2 separate regions of the Homo sapiens genome follow, and region 2 is linked to region 1. Evidence: chromatin contacts called from ENCODE Hi-C data. All regions are on one chromosome and are shown on one strand. The core of a region is the stretch at or near the end of the contact, and the rest is flanking DNA. Distances in the headings are between cores, read along the strand shown. Region 1 overlaps DDR2 (discoidin domain receptor tyrosine kinase 2). Region 2 holds the start of HSD17B7 (hydroxysteroid 17-beta dehydrogenase 7).

Region 1 (2,668 bases), core at 56-2,555:
TTATTGCAACCTATCTTTACCTGCATGTATTGAGTTCACAAATGTATTTCTTTTACAAATGTGTATGTATTTATTTAATAAATAAGTTTTTGCTGTGTATCGGGTGTTCTTCTGAAGATACAGTAGTAAGCAAGACAGATAAAATAATTTGTCTCATGGATCTTACATTCCGGTAGGGGAGACAGAAAAAAGAAAATAGATTTTTCATAATCAAATAGGCACAATTTGATTATGTATTTGACAGTAGCTATTACTGGCTCTTTCTATTCAGATAATGTGACGAAGCTATGGAAAATACTAAAACGTGGTATGGGATTAAAGTGATGATGGTGTGTAGGCGAGCTCTATTAAGTAACAAACTCCAACGGAGATTTTCTGTTACTCTTGTGCTTGGTTACCTCCTTGTTGAAATTGTGAGCAACTTTGAGAATAGTAATCATGTCAGATTCTTCCTTTTCCCCCTCAGTACCTGCCAACACACAGCACCCATGAGATGCTTAACACACGTTTGGCAAATAAATAAGTAGATGAAAAGGCAGAGAGGGCTACAAGTATTGCACACAATCTCCAGACAACGAAAGTTAGGATGGAGGTCTAGAAATTGTGACAAAGTAATATAAGGATGAGGATAGACAATTCAGAGATAAGAACTTAGTAAATCAGCAATAGTCACATTAAGAAAATAGGCAAAGTTTCTCAGTGACTCAGTATGCCCAAGGGCCTTAGAGAAAAGGCACAGGAAAATGGACAAGATGATCTTGGATGACCTTTCTCATCCTACTGAATCTTTGGAACCAGGAAAAGCCCAGGGCAACCAACGTGGCACTTCTGAGCTGTACCAGTGTGGTTTTCCCATTGAATGTGCCTATTTTGGGTAAACTCCTTCTGTGGAAGGGATCTCAGCCAATAGTCAAGACTCAGAACTGCCAAGTTGGCCCAAGCCCTAAATGTCAGGTCTCCTTGCTTTCCCCCAGTTCCACTTCCTCGTTCATCAAATCCCACCAGTCTGTCTTTGTTCTATCATGAACTGTAAAGAAGCATGAAAAAGCTGGGAATGGCAAGGGAAGCAAGAGACCCTGCAGCAAAGAAGTGTCTCCTGGTTTTTCCTGCTGAGTTGTCTTAGCGGTTTTCTGATGCTTCCGCTACCCACCAATCTCCCGGACAGAGAAGCCAATTCACTTTTCCAGTTTCCCAGAGTGGAAAACTACCAGCACAGGCTGTGGCAGGCCCAGCAGGGAGCTCCAGCCCTCCAAGCTCTGGTAGGGCCTGGCAGGCAGGCTGAGGAGAAGCAGCTGCCACCAGTCCCCAGCTTCCCAAGAATTATTTTTCATACTATCCTGCCAAGGCTGAGAGCCTGAAAGGGCTGCTTGTTCCATAATGTTTACCATCTCACTACTAGCTCCAGACCACGGGCTCCCCGTCAATGAGTGTCCTATATGCAGCTTCCAGGAAAACACACACATGGCCCACATGAGGCCTGAGGTGCAGAGACCTGACACCTGGGCCTCTCTGGGCCCAGACAAGACTGACTGAGGGGCATTATTGGGGTCAGCGGTCTCAAGCCAGTCTACAATCTAAAGGGACATCTGCAATCATAAAACGTTGGAGCCCAGAAGCAAATTTAAGAAGCCAATCCCTCTAATGTCTCCGTGTTAAATATCAGAACCTCTGAGGCCCAGAAAGGTGAAGTGACTTACTCAAGTTCACACAGAGGGCTAGGGTAACCAGGACTGAAATTCAGGTCTCCTGATCCCTGGTTCTTCCTCCTCCAACCCTAGGCTACCATGGTCTAGTTCTTCCAGTTTCTGAAAGGACAAGGTAGTCCACTTAAAGAAACTGTCACTGAGGCCCTGCTTCCCACAAGCTTCACAGAGCAGGCTGTTTCAGACTGGTCCTTTGTGCAGATAAATATTGACACAATGGGATTCCACAGGGGGGCCAAGAAAGATTATTTGGGTTTCTTTCTTCAGCCTACAGGGCTATTCTTTGGGTATAATGGTCACCCAGACCTCTTGCACAAGTTGAAATTCCCCTTAGGAATAGACCTTTAGGATTGCAGTTTTCCTGGAAGCCCAAAATACTTTCCAGAAACAATTCTTGCAGAGCCCCAGGAGAGCAGTCCCCAAGCTGTAGTGGGTTTCAGGATACTAACATAGGGATCAGATAATGAATTCTTCTTCCTGGTTAACAAAGACAGTGAAACTTTCATAGTAAATAGTATCTCCTTTCCCCAACAAGAAGGTAAGCTGAAGAGGAAACTGGGTAGCTATGCAGATCAGGAGTGAAGAAGAAAACTGAGGCCACGGTTTGGAATCATGGAAAGTTTATATTAAGACTTGGCTCTGCCACTTCTGAATTATGGGACCCCACTACCAGTTACCAAACCTCTATGAACTTCGGTTTCTTCATCTTTCATAATCCTGCCAAGCCAAGGTTAACATAATGTATACAAAGAAGTTAGCATACTTTATAGAATGTAATGGGGCTCAATAAATGATATCTAAGAGGAGAAGAGAGAACTATTTGTTTAAAATAGTACATTCACTCTTCCTTAAACAATTAAAAGGTTTTATGACCTTAGAAAGGTTACTTAAGCTTTCAGCCTCTCAATTTCATGGTAGTAATTGCACTTGTTTATAGGAATGCCATAAGGAATATATGAGTTAAT
Region 2 (2,668 bases), core at 115-2,614, 58 kb before region 1:
ATTAAGTAGAAGGTAGGAATACACTAAATATTAGATGAGTACACCACTTGGAAACAAAGAACTTCAAAACCAGCATTGTAAAACCGCATAGGAGTGGTGACAGCAGTCAGACCAGCCTGGCTGATAGCAATGAAAAGCTGGGTAATAAGTTCTCTTTCAAGACTTAAGCTGATTCCAGGCAAATATGTTAATAGTTAAAACCCAAAAAGAGCCTGGAACCATCAGTAATCTATTAGCACCAACAACAAAGCATCAAAAATATTTATTTGTCCTCACATGAGAACAGTAGGCATTTAATATACAATTGCACATGTCACAATATATGTAAAAGAAACAGACAAAATCAATTCTGACTTACTCAGTACCTTCCACATAAGAAGCACCAATCAACGGTTAAAGTCACTTGAGAGGGTATGCTAAAAAGTTGCCAAATGCAGACACCTACCAAGCTGGCTTAGTTAATACGCATGTGGTTAAATAATTGAAAGTGGATCAATCTTAAATGTTTAACATGTCCTCTGTCTTAATCATTTAAAAATGCCAAATGCAACTAGTAGAAAAATGGTTTGATTGGCTTCATCCTCCACACATTTTTCACAGAAGTGCAAATGACAGGTAAAACAAGCAACAGAAGAGGCTGAGAGACTAAACGAGCAACCCTGGAATTATTATGAGCTGGTTATTCTGCACCCCAACCATGCCTTCATAGGAAAAGATTAATTTTCTCTGGGTTTCTGAAGAGTATGTTAGCTCTCTAGCACTGAGCTAAATGAAACGGGATTGTTTTCTCTCCACCGTCCTAATGTTCATGGGTGTTCAAATTTGTAGGCAAAAGGCTTGTACAGACAAAACACCTGGAGTATAAGACATGATCACGTGGTCAGGAGCAAAATATTGGGCACTGACGATAAATACGAACAGTAGGCAAAGATGGAAAAGGGGCGGAGCCCGCCTGAGTACCCCATTGCCTTGATAACCTCAGGATCATCACTGCGACACTCATCACTTACTGATGCTCTAGTTTTCCTTTTCACTGTCATGTTTAATACAAAGCACCAGTTACTGAGCACCTCAAGAGGCCGACATGCCCCACACCTGCTGCAGACTCCGGGGAACCTAGGCAAAGCCAGGGGCGGGCGCTTCCGGGGTCCGTTCGTGGAGGGTCGCAGACCCCTGCTCTCTCGGACCCCTGATCCGCTGCCGCCTCTGCCAACCCAAAGGAGGCCTCACCTGCTAGCCCCGGTGATCAAAACCACCTTTCGCATCTTCGCGCACTCACACTTCCAAGCAGTGAAGCAAACACCGCCGCTGCTTTCGGAAGTCCTACGATTTCGGGCCGCCTCACCCGTCACCAATCAGAGTACGGCCACGCCCCGCCTCCCGTTGCGTCATCGAGTCTGAGCTGATCCCTCCAATCTCAGTCCGCCAACCGTTCCCTGCCCTCGGAGACGGCGTCGGGTGAGATAGGCCGAGGGGCGGAGCTGCGTGACGCAAAGCCCGGAGCCATTCCAGGCTCTTCTCGCTCCGCCTAGGCGCAGGTGTCTGTCACTGCTTCCTAGGGCTCAGCGGGCGCCTGATCTTTAATCCTGGTGGGGGCGTCACCCGGCCTAGCACTCAGGACAGGATCTGTGACACGCACTGGGTCTGTGCCCTGGCGCCTGAGATTGGCACTTCTTTGCAGGAAGGCCTCACGGTATTTGCACCAGTGCCCATTTTAGAGAAAAGGTTTGGGTCTAGGAGCCAAAGTTGGGCGATTATCATCTAATTTTCCACTCCTTTTTGGATGTACAGATCCAGGCATTGTGCCACTTCACAGCCCAACTTTTGATCCCAGACCTCCTCCTCTAAAGAAGCTTATTTGAGAAAATGAGCACTGATTTTATTAAGAACTTTATGTAGAATCAGACGTAAATTACCAGTATTCAAAACTTGGAATGTGGCGTGGAATCAGAATCTCAGAACTTCATTCTCCGAAGTACTGAGAATGTGCTGTAACCTTCTGTATCAGTGCATCTCAAACTGTGCTAAAGGACCTGTTTTTGTCTCCAAGCCATCCCAGATGGGTGCTTTTAGAAAATACAAAAAAATAAAGTGCTAGAAAAAGAAAAGCAAAAGGCATACAAAACACAAGCCCCGATATTTTATTATTAGATCCAAGACATATAAAAGTACTCTGCCAAAATGAGGCAGAATAGGGTTTGGAGGCAGGGTACTTAAGGCCACTTCGTGCTGACTTCCTAAAGCTCAATCAAGGAAAAACAGCAAGGGCTGGAAGTAGGGAATCTGAGACCAATTGGTGCTGGCTTCCCAAAGCTGGATCAAAAGGAAAACACCTGGGTCTGGGGGCCGAGAGCCTAGGGTCAATTAACACCAACTTCCTAAAGCTAAACCAGAAGGAAAAACCCCATCTCCCCACTCCCCAGTAGCAAAGGATCAAAGGCTACTCTCCCTACAACCTTCTGTTCTCAGACCAAACTGAGGGTTGGGCTGCTATTTTTCAAGGCCCAATAACGAGATGCAGATGAGCTGGGGAGGAAGAGAGTTTTTATTTCTGTAACCGGTTGCAGGGAGAAGGCCTGGAAATTATCACCAGACCAACTCAAAATTACAGTTTTTCAGAGCTTATATGCCTTCTAAGCGAACTGTCTATGTGTAAGTGTGCATTTAT

What was found. A loop is a pair of places that touch in the nucleus more often than their neighbours do. Pooled maps may share reads with other maps.
Region 2: a loop to region 1 is called in a map of sigmoid colon, with 2.5 times the contacts of the local background. The contact joins the promoter of HSD17B7 here to the enhancer-like site in region 1. A Hi-C loop is called at or near these places in 2 of 168 maps with a recorded cell type or tissue (heart left ventricle and sigmoid colon) and 2 of 50 pooled maps.

What each region holds. Positions count from the first base shown.
Region 1 is chr1:162,731,533-162,734,200 of GRCh38, reverse strand. The region is part of intron 3 of DDR2 (discoidin domain receptor tyrosine kinase 2); the gene reads right to left. Among named protein-coding and RNA genes, the nearest start is that of HSD17B7, 58 kb to the left of the region's middle. Within about 2 kb of position 1,305, at least 16 of the 41 ENCODE cell types and tissues checked have a DNase peak (open chromatin) inside an H3K27ac peak, as active enhancers do; they include heart left ventricle and sigmoid colon, where a contact is called at or near this core.
Region 2 is chr1:162,789,398-162,792,065 of GRCh38, reverse strand. It overlaps HSD17B7 (hydroxysteroid 17-beta dehydrogenase 7), which reads right to left and starts at 1,364. Exons shown (of 9, transcript NM_016371.4): 1 at 1,231-1,364. The coding sequence starts at 1,265. RefSeq lists a silencer at 1,377-1,436.